Regions from separate parts of the Homo sapiens genome. Here region 2 is linked to region 1. The links are chromatin contacts, found by POLR2A ChIA-PET in ENCODE. All regions are on one chromosome and are shown on one strand. Each heading gives the region's core, a stretch centred on a gene start or an enhancer-like site at or near the end of the contact. The rest is flanking DNA. Distances are from core to core; before and after follow the strand shown. Region 1 has its middle 8.4 kb from the start of TRA-AGC15-1. Region 2 overlaps KCNK13 (potassium two pore domain channel subfamily K member 13).

What was found. ChIA-PET counts read pairs that join two places held with the same protein, here RNA polymerase II (POLR2A).
Region 2: POLR2A ChIA-PET joins it to region 1 with 10 read pairs in A673. The contact joins two enhancer-like sites. POLR2A ChIA-PET finds 5 or more read pairs at or near these places in 2 of 52 experiments (A673 and HEK293).

Annotation. Positions count from the first base shown.
Region 1 is chr14:88,985,176-88,989,865 of GRCh38, reverse strand. No RefSeq gene overlaps it. Among named protein-coding and RNA genes, the nearest start is that of TRA-AGC15-1, 8.4 kb to the right of the region's middle. Within about 2 kb of position 2,770, at least 3 of the 41 ENCODE cell types and tissues checked have a DNase peak (open chromatin) inside an H3K27ac peak, as active enhancers do.
Region 2 is chr14:90,085,022-90,089,711 of GRCh38, reverse strand. The region is part of intron 1 of KCNK13 (potassium two pore domain channel subfamily K member 13); the gene reads right to left. Among named protein-coding and RNA genes, the nearest start is that of KCNK13, 25 kb to the right of the region's middle. RefSeq lists an enhancer at 1-290. Within about 2 kb of position 2,136, at least 2 of the 41 ENCODE cell types and tissues checked have a DNase peak (open chromatin) inside an H3K27ac peak, as active enhancers do.

The DNA of each region.
Region 1 (4,690 bases), core at 1,521-4,020:
GGTGGCTTCCTCCTTAGGGATAAGCCATGATTTACTTAACCATTTTCCTCATGTAATTTGCAGATATAATTTTCCCATGGTGATATTAGATGTAAATAAATTTGTTCTGTATTCAAATGCCTTCCATTGGACCATAGAAAGTATTATCTCAGTGGTACCTATTTGAGAGAAAAGGGGCTGACCGACTGTGGTGGCTCATGCCTGTAACCCCAGTATTTTGGGAGGCCAAGGAGGGTGGATCACCTGAGGTCAGGAGTTCAAGACCAGCCTGGCCAACATGGTGAAACCCTACCTCTACGAAAAATATGAAATTAGCTGGGTGTGGTGGCACATGCCTCTAGCCCCAGCTACTCAGGAGGCTGAGACAGGAGAATAGCTTGAACCCAGGAGGCGGAGACTGCAGTAAGCTGAGATAGCACCACTGCACTCCAGCCTAAGTGAGACAGAGTGAGCCTCTGTTAAAAAAAAAAAAAAAAAAAGAGAGAGAGAGAGAGAGAATAAAGGGGCTGTAAGTGATGAACTGGGAGGACAGGCATGATCCACAGCTGTCCTGGGCACACAAGAATGAATGGCCACCTTCCCTATCCCCTTCTCTCTCTGGATATCAAGCCTTCTTTCCAGAGAGTTTCATTGCTAGGAGATTCGGAGTCAACTGCACACAATGTACTTACCTAGTGTCAAAAAGCTCTTCAGTTTCTTTCTGTAGATTGAAACCCTATAATTTTTACGCTTCAGCAAAGTACATTGCACTGTCTACGTTTATTTATATTCCCTTCACATCTTCCGTAGCAAGAGATAGCTGAGAACATTACATTCTCCTCCCACTTAAGTTGCTGTGATTTCACAGGTGTTTTTATTTTTATTTTTGTTTTTGTTTTTATCTTGGGGTGAATGTAGTCTCTCCTGAAGCTTTGAAGTAAGACTTCCAGACATAAGAGAGCAGACAGGAAAGAATAAATAATTTTCTCCATTTTTGGAGGAAAATAGAAGGGAGGAGGAAGATGCCATATTATCAAAACTATGTGACTGCCATATTTAATTTTTTTAAACTGAGAATTACTCAGTGGTCCTTCTTCTGGCATTAGGATATTTGTTCTCTGCCTACTCCTTTACTTCTTACTCCAGTGGAGATATTCAGAAAGGATTCAGGAGGCTTCAGTTTTATGGCCATTCTTGTATCAATGCAAGGTACCAGGTTTTTTGTTGTTGTTGCTGTTTTTGTTTTTTAACTTGGATGAACCACTAAAAGAAGCTACACCTTGAAGTAAAGGGAAGCTACCCTTAAAAGAATGTGGTAGAGACTGCTACAGCTCATCAGCACTCATGCCCTGTGCTTCTTCCAGACAGCTGAACTATATTTTCCATTGTCCTTGGAGTTAAGTGTGGCCATGTAACTGAATTCTGGCCAATGGTATGTGAGCCAAAACGACGACTGCCACTTTCAGGTGTGTCCTATATAAACCTTCCACAAGCAGTCTTTGCTCCCTTTCCCCATCTGCCTGCTGAATAGAGAAGACTCTGAGATGCTAGAGGTGGATGGAGCCACAAGATGGAAGGGACCTGGGTCCCTTATGACTGTATGAAGTAGAGGATCCCCTACCCAATCCACGTTAGAGCTACATGTTAGTGAGAAATAAACTTCTTTTTTTTTTTTTTTGAGACAGGGTCTTGCTCTGTCACCCAGTCTGGAGTGCAGTGGCGCAATCTCAGCTCGCTGCAACCTCCACTTCCCAGGTTCGAGCAACTTTCATGCCTCAACTTCTGGAGTAGCTGGGACCACAGGCGGGTGCCACCTTGCCCAGCTAATTTTTGTGTTTTTAGTAGAGATGGGGTTTTGCCATAATGGCCAGGCTGGTCTTGAACTCCTGGCCTCAAGAGATCTGCCCGCCTGGGCCTCCCAAAGTGCTGCAATTACAGGCATGAGTCACCACACCTGGCCCAGAAATAAACTTCTTATATTAAGTAACCGAGATACAAGGAGTTGTTTGTTATAGAAAGGCCTGCCTAGGATGGACAAATACACAAGTACCTCTACCCTAATTACCCAGTCAGAGAGATTGGAGGGAGAATGATAGCAGAAAGATTCTAGTGGATGAACCCATTTTGCTACCTACCTGGAAAGGGAGTGATTTAGTAGGGAAAAATCCCAACCGCAATTGCCTGCAGCCACTTCCTTAACCACTTCCTTAAAGGAGTGGCATGGTTTTCTTCTGGAACAGAAGGGCTCTCATTCAGTAAAATTCTTGGTGAGCCATTTGGCTCTGAAAAGACAATCCTCAACACATAACCCCAAAGCCATAGCATCAGGAGAACAAAAATTCCTCTTCATAATAAAAATGAAATTGGAGGATTTCAGGGACAGCTCTCAGGAAGAGTGGGTTGGGGGAGAGATGTGCAGTGAGTGAGACAAGAGACCTACCAAGAAAGGAGAGGGACTCCTGGGAGTGGGAACCAGAGAGCTTTCAGGACGGGGTTCTAATATTCCATTTTTAAGATACCTGCTATGTCTGCTACAGTGTAAACCCCTCTGCTGCTCCCCAAATGATTAGCAAATTAGCTGCTCATTTGACCTCAAGTTTGTGTGTCCTTGGGAAGGCATAGAAGCAGGCTCCAGCCAAGTGAGCCCAAAGTGAGTCGCAAGTGTTGAAGAAAAGTAGTTGAGACATGGACTCAGTTTGGGGGTGGACACAAGACAAACTCTTTCCCACAAATATGAAAGAGGATGATATGGTTTGGCTGTGTCTCTACCCATAATTCCCATGTGTTATAGGAGGGACCCAGTGGGAGAGAACTGAATCATGAGGGTGGTTTCCCCCATACTGTTCTCATGGTAGTGAATAAGTCTCATGAGATCTGATGGTTTTATAAGGGGTTTCCCCTTTTGCTTGGCTCTCATTCTTTCTTTGTCTGCCACCATGTAAGACGTGCCTTTTGCCTTCTGCCATGATTGTGAGGCCTCCTCTTTTCCTTTATTGATTACCCAGTCTCTGGTATGTCTTTATCAGCAGCATGAAAAGACTAATACAGAAGGACTCTCAGGAGGGTTGAAGGTTCTGACCTTGAGGCTCCATGAAGGAGGTAAAGGAGGTCAGATACTGAAGGATCAAGGAACTTCCCGTCTAGTTAGGAAACCTCTTCTTCCCACAAAACTACCTAAGTGACTAAGTAGGCATGTTTGCCAGCACAGCAGATGGGGTTATATGAAGGGAGAGCCACTGAAATCACCATGGCAAATGGAATGGACTCCCGGAAGCAGCGGTCGCTGTTGACCAGCAGTCAGGAAGCTCCACAAAGTTGGGAGCCAAGTGTGTGTCCCTGCATGAAAGAGTGTGCCTGGGCCAATGCTGGGTTGTCCTTGAGAACAACGACTGGCTCCTAGGATGGGACAGAGGAGCGACTGCTGCTTTGCTTGAGTCTGCTGTCCTGTGAGGAGGAGGCAGAGGGGACCATCTTGGCTGAAATTAAATCAGGCCTTTCAACTCTGGCCCACCATGCAGTCCAGATGTGAACTGGGCCAAGGTGCTAACATGGTTAGGACGCCAAGCCACCCGCTTGCCTCGCCCTGACTCATCGGCTGCAGTGCCCTCCAGATGACCCCTCGGCATTCTCCCCAGATGTCTGCAGCCCTCTGTCTTGGCACTCTGCCAGCCCAGGAGGAAAATTCCTATGATCATTAGTTGAAGGAGATCACAACTCATGGAGGAAAAGAACCACTGAATTCAGTATTTTTCCTGGCCCTATTTGGGACATCCTAGGTGCCCGTGATTTTCTGGACGAGCTGTCAGCTCATGAATGTCCACAGAGTCCCCAGCACAGACTGCAGACCTTGGTGTGTGCTTCACAAATTATATCTTCTCTTTTTTTCCCTCTTCCTGCTGTTGCTATGACCATCCCTGTTGCTATCATTATTGATACACCCAACTCTTCCTAGGACCAGGCCTGCCTCTTACCGCCATGGAGGCTTGGATATCTTGATTATTTCTATTACCCTCCTGCCAGATGTCAGTAGACCTTAACTCTGAAGAAAGCCAGATGCCCTCCAGATGGCCATCATGCCCTTGAGATGCCTAATGCAATAACAAGTCCTGGACAGTCTGGGAAACAGAGCTCTCTGAAGGAGACAGTCTATGCTATGCATAATTAGAGATACCTACAGGGTTCTGCTTCAACACAGAGCAGCCCTTCTTGTTAAGAATACATTTTGTTTGTCAGAATCTCATCACTATTTCTCCACCACTTCTCCCTCTTTTTTCTCATATGTGTGTTCTCCCTGAGGGAGGCAACAGAGGACACAGGCCTAGAGCAATGGTACCTGCTGCTTTTTAATAGTGATGTTAAGGAGCAGGAACTTTAGCTGCACTGGCTGCCCTGGCAAATCTTCAGGTTGGCCTTGGTGGAGTCTCATAGCTCATGGTCTTATCCTCAGGGTTGCATTTTCAGAGAATCCAAGACACTGAAACTCTTTGAGCCTCACTTTTCTAATCTGTAAGTGGGGATACCAATTTCTATCTGGTCAGGTTGCCATAAAGGTAAGTTGAGATAGTATATGCCACGTGCTTAGCGTGGTGCCTGGGACTACCTGTGATACATAAATGCTTAGTTGTAGTATAAATCATAATGATGGAAGTGATAGTTAATCCAGAGTGCATTCGACTCAAGAGGAACTGATTCTACCTATCCCACAAGATGA
Region 2 (4,690 bases), core at 887-3,386, 1.1 Mb before region 1:
ATTATTTTCCTAGGCCTCCGGGCCTGTGATGGGAGGGGCTACTGTGAAAACCTCTGACATGCCCTGGAGATATTTTCCCCATTGTCTTCGGGATTAACATTTGGCTCCTCGTTACTTATGCAAATTTCTGCAGCCAGCTTGAATTTCTCCTCGGAAGATGGGATTTTCTTTTCTATCATATTGTCAGGCTGCAAATTTTCCAAACTTTATGCTCTATTTCCCTTATAAAACTGAATGCCTTTAACAGCACCTTCAATAGCACCTCTTGAATGCCTTGCTGCTTAGAGATTTCTTTTGCCAAACACCCTACATCATCTCTCTCAAGTTCAAAGTTTCACAAATCTCTAGGGCAGGGGCAAAATGCCTTGAGTCTCTTTGCTGAACATAACCAGAGTCATCTTTGCTCCAGTTCCCAACAAGTTCTTCATCTTTGTCTGAGACCACCTCAGCCTGAACCTTATCGTTCATATCACTATCAGCATTTTTGTCCAAGCTATTCAACAAGTCTCTAGGAAGTTCCAAACTTTCCCACATTTTCCTGTCTTTTTCTGAGCCCTCCAAACTGTTCCAGTCTCTGCCTGTTACCCAGTTCCAAGGTTGTTTCCACATTTTCAAGTATCTTTTCAGCAATGCCCCACTCTACTGGTATCAATTTACTCTATTAGTCTGTTTTCATGCTGCTGATAAAGACATATCCGAGACTGGGAAGAAAAAAAGGTTTAATGGACTTACGTTCCACATGGCTGGGGGGCCTTACAATCATGGCAGAAGACAAGGAGGAGAAGTCAAGTCTTACATGGATGGTGGCAAGCAAAGAGAGCTCATGCAGGGAAACTCCTGTTTCTGAAACCATCAGATCTCATGAGACTCATTCTCTATCATGAGAATAGCACAGGAAAGACTCAACCCCATAATTCAATAACCTCCCATCAGGTTCCTCCCATGACACGTGGGAATTGTGGGAGTTACAATTCAAGATGAGATTTGGGTGGGGTAAGAGCCAAACCATATCACTCCCCAAAGGGATCATCTGTAGCTCATCTTCAGTGAATGGCTGGCACAGAGGAATGTGGGCCTGACATTGCCAGATTTTCCATTTTCCCAAGAGAAATCAGAAATCTATATTTCGACTGGGAAATCTGATGTTAAAAAGTTGACAGTGAATTCAGGTTTTCTCAAGCACTCTGAGGTCCACAGCAGTGAGGTGGAGCTGGCTGGGAAAGGCGCCTGAGAGCTGACTGTGCACATCTCTTCTCTATTCTGCCTTCTGCCTTCGGGAACTTCACTTTTATGGCTTGAAACCAGCCATTGTGGGAATATTTACACCACAGAAATAGGCAAATGCTATGAATCAGAGCTTTCTTTCTTTCTTTCTTTCTTTTTAAGCTTGTTGTTAAACATTTACCAACTCATCAACATCTGTGGACCTAATAAAGCATGTTGCCTTTGGTCCAAGGCCAGTGGCAATTTCTAATTTAAACTTAAGCAAGAAGCCAGCCTGGGCAACATGGTGAAACCCTGTCTCTACTACAAATACAAAAATTAGCCAGGCATGGTGGCACACACCTGTAATCCCAGTTACCCGGGAGGCTGAGGTGTAAGAACCGCTTAAACCCAGGAGGTGGAGGTTGCAGTGAGCTGAGATCACACCACTGCACTCCAGCCTGGGTGATAGAGCGAGACTCTGTCTCAAAAATTAAAAAATAAAAATAAATAAATAAATAAACTTAAGCAAGAAGTAGCATTGAATCACCAAGAAGCAATATTATATATTCCAAAATCAGCATTTACAGCCAAGTATACATGGCATGCTGAAACCACAGGGTAGGTGGTGGGCTAAGCACCAGAAGGACATCATCACTAGCTGAGAAGGCAGAGACAAGGGAGCAGGGCGGGAACTCTGAACAAAGTCCCCTACACTGTACAAAGGGTACTCTATAAATAGGACATTTCCAAATGCTTGCTTCTTCCCCCACTGCTCTAAGGGACTGTGGTAAATTATGCTGCCAATGATGACCCTCAGCACCTGGCAACATCCTGAAATGGCTTCTGAATCATCACAAAGAGCTGAGATTATGCTGCGCAGTGATTGAGCAACGAGAGTGTTGCAAGTCCGTTTTCAAACAACTACAAGTGGATGAATGCTCTATCATGAGAAGCGGGGATGGAGGCAGTGGCAGGTTCCCTTTTTCTCTTCATTCAAAACTAGCCTAACCTTGGTCTGGTTCTCAATTCCTGTTTTCTGCTACCCGGAGCCTTTGGCAGTCTGGGGAAGTGTATTGGTCCCTTCTTAGAATAATTTATTTTTAATGAATGAAATAAAATGTATAAAATTACAAAAGCAGCTGTATTAAAACACAGTTACTAAACAATGAAATAAATGTGCGACACATTAAATGTGCTTTGTTATTAAACCACGAAATAATGGCCTGGGCAAGTGGCTCTTGCCTGTAATCCCAGCACTTTGAAAGGCTGAGGCAGGCAGATTGCTTCAGCCCAGGAGTTTGAGACCAGCCTGGGCAACATAGTGAGGCCCCATCTCAATAAAAAAAAAAAATATATATATATATATATATATATATGTATATATATATGTATATATATATAAAATGAAATAATAAAATTAAGGCTAATAACCACCATGATTTTAAGGTAGTGGTGAGGGTGAAGGATAAGGGATCTGCCCTGACTATCAGGTGGAGGGAATGGATCTGTGATTTCACTGGTGCCAAAGCTACAGGCCCTGCTCATCCTATGTCAGGGTTGTTACCTACATTCATCATTCATCATTGGAAGATATGCTCAAGGTTAGTCCCTCAGGGGTTAGTTGGATGCCAGTAAATATAAAGATGGAATTATTTTACCATCTACATTTATAGATGCTCTGAATTCTATTCATGGGCCCGGCTTAAGAACTCCTGCAGTCAGGTTGGGCCAATAGTAAGAACTCAATAAATTCTGACTGAACCAAACTGAGGTTTACATTTGATATGGGATGAGTGCTGGGTGTGGTTCTAAGGAGATAAGCAGGGAAGAAAGACACCATTCAAACCAAGCATGGGACCCCCAGACGTCTTCCTTAGTATACAACCTGGCAGCCCTGTTTCTTCAAAGCAATAGCCTGCAAAATATATTCATCAGTAACATCAAATAAAACACAAAAACATCCACTGATGACAAAAAGAAATACTGAACCGGGGCCATAGGTTTTATTTCAGTTTTCACTAGAATTTTGACTATCTTGGAGGCTACCCACCACTTCTCCCAGTTTAAATCATGGCTGAACAAAGTTTGAAACAAAGTTTTACCACCTACTAGCTGTGTGGCTTTGGGCAAGCTATGTAACCTCTGTGCTTCAGTTTTCTCACCTATAGAATGGGGGAAAATAATAGTCCTACCCCATAGGATGAAAGTTTATCTATGTAGAGCTCTTTGTATAGTACCACAGGAGAGGAAAAATATAGTATATGTTAGCAGTGAGAATAAGATTATTGCAAATTAGCTGACAATATTTAAATTTAAAAATTCTCCAAAACTTGGCAGTACCTATAAAATATTTAAAATTTAAATACTACAGTGAAAATATGGTGTATAAAGCAGTTGTGCTAGCAAATAATTAGCAATAACCTATGTCTTACAATAGGAAGAATGGTTAAATTAATGAATATCCATATCATAGTTAAGTATCCTGGGCAACCTCACAAAGATACAAGAACTACGAATGAACATGCCCCAACTAATTCTATAGATCTATAGTATTATCCTGATACCAAAACAAGACAAAGGGCATAAGAAAAGGAAAAAGGGCACAAGAAAAGGAAAAAGGTAGATAGATAGATATAAATTTATATATTATATATTTATATAATATCTATATAATATATAATATATAATATATAATATAATATATAATATAAAGTATATAATATATAATATATATAATTTATATAATATATAATATATAATTATATAAGTATATATATATTATATATAAGTATATATAATATATAAATTTATATACATAAATAAAATATATATATATATTTTTTTTTGAGACAGAGTCTCACTCTGTCACCCAGGCTGGAGTGCAATGGCATGGATCTCAGCTCACTGCAACCTCCGCCTCCCGGGTTCAAATGATTCTCCTGCTTCAGACTCCTGAGTAGCTGGGAGTATAGGCATGTGCCACCATGCCCGGCTAATTTTTGTATTTTTAGTAGAGACAGGGTTTCGCCATGTTGGCCAGATTGGCCTCAAACTCCTGACCTCAGGTGATCCACTCGCCTCGGCCTCCCAAAGTGCTAGTATTACAGGAATAAGCCACTATGCCCGGCCTATTTCTTTTGAATACTGATGCAAAAATCCTAAACAAAATACTAGCAAACCAAATGCAGCAACATATTAAAAAAATTATACACCATAATCAAGTAGGACTTATCTCAAGATTGATTTAATATCCGAAAATTAGGCTGGGCACAGTGGCTCACACCTGTAATCCTAGCACTTTGGGGAGGCCAAAGTGGGTGGATTGCTTGAGGTCAGGAGTTCAAGACCAGCCTGGCCAACATGGTGAAACCCCATCTCTACTAAAAATACAAAAAATTAGCTGGGCGTCGTGGCACACGCCTGTAATCTCAGCTACTCCAGAAGCTGAGGCACAAGAATCGCTTGAACCTGGGAGGCAGAGGTT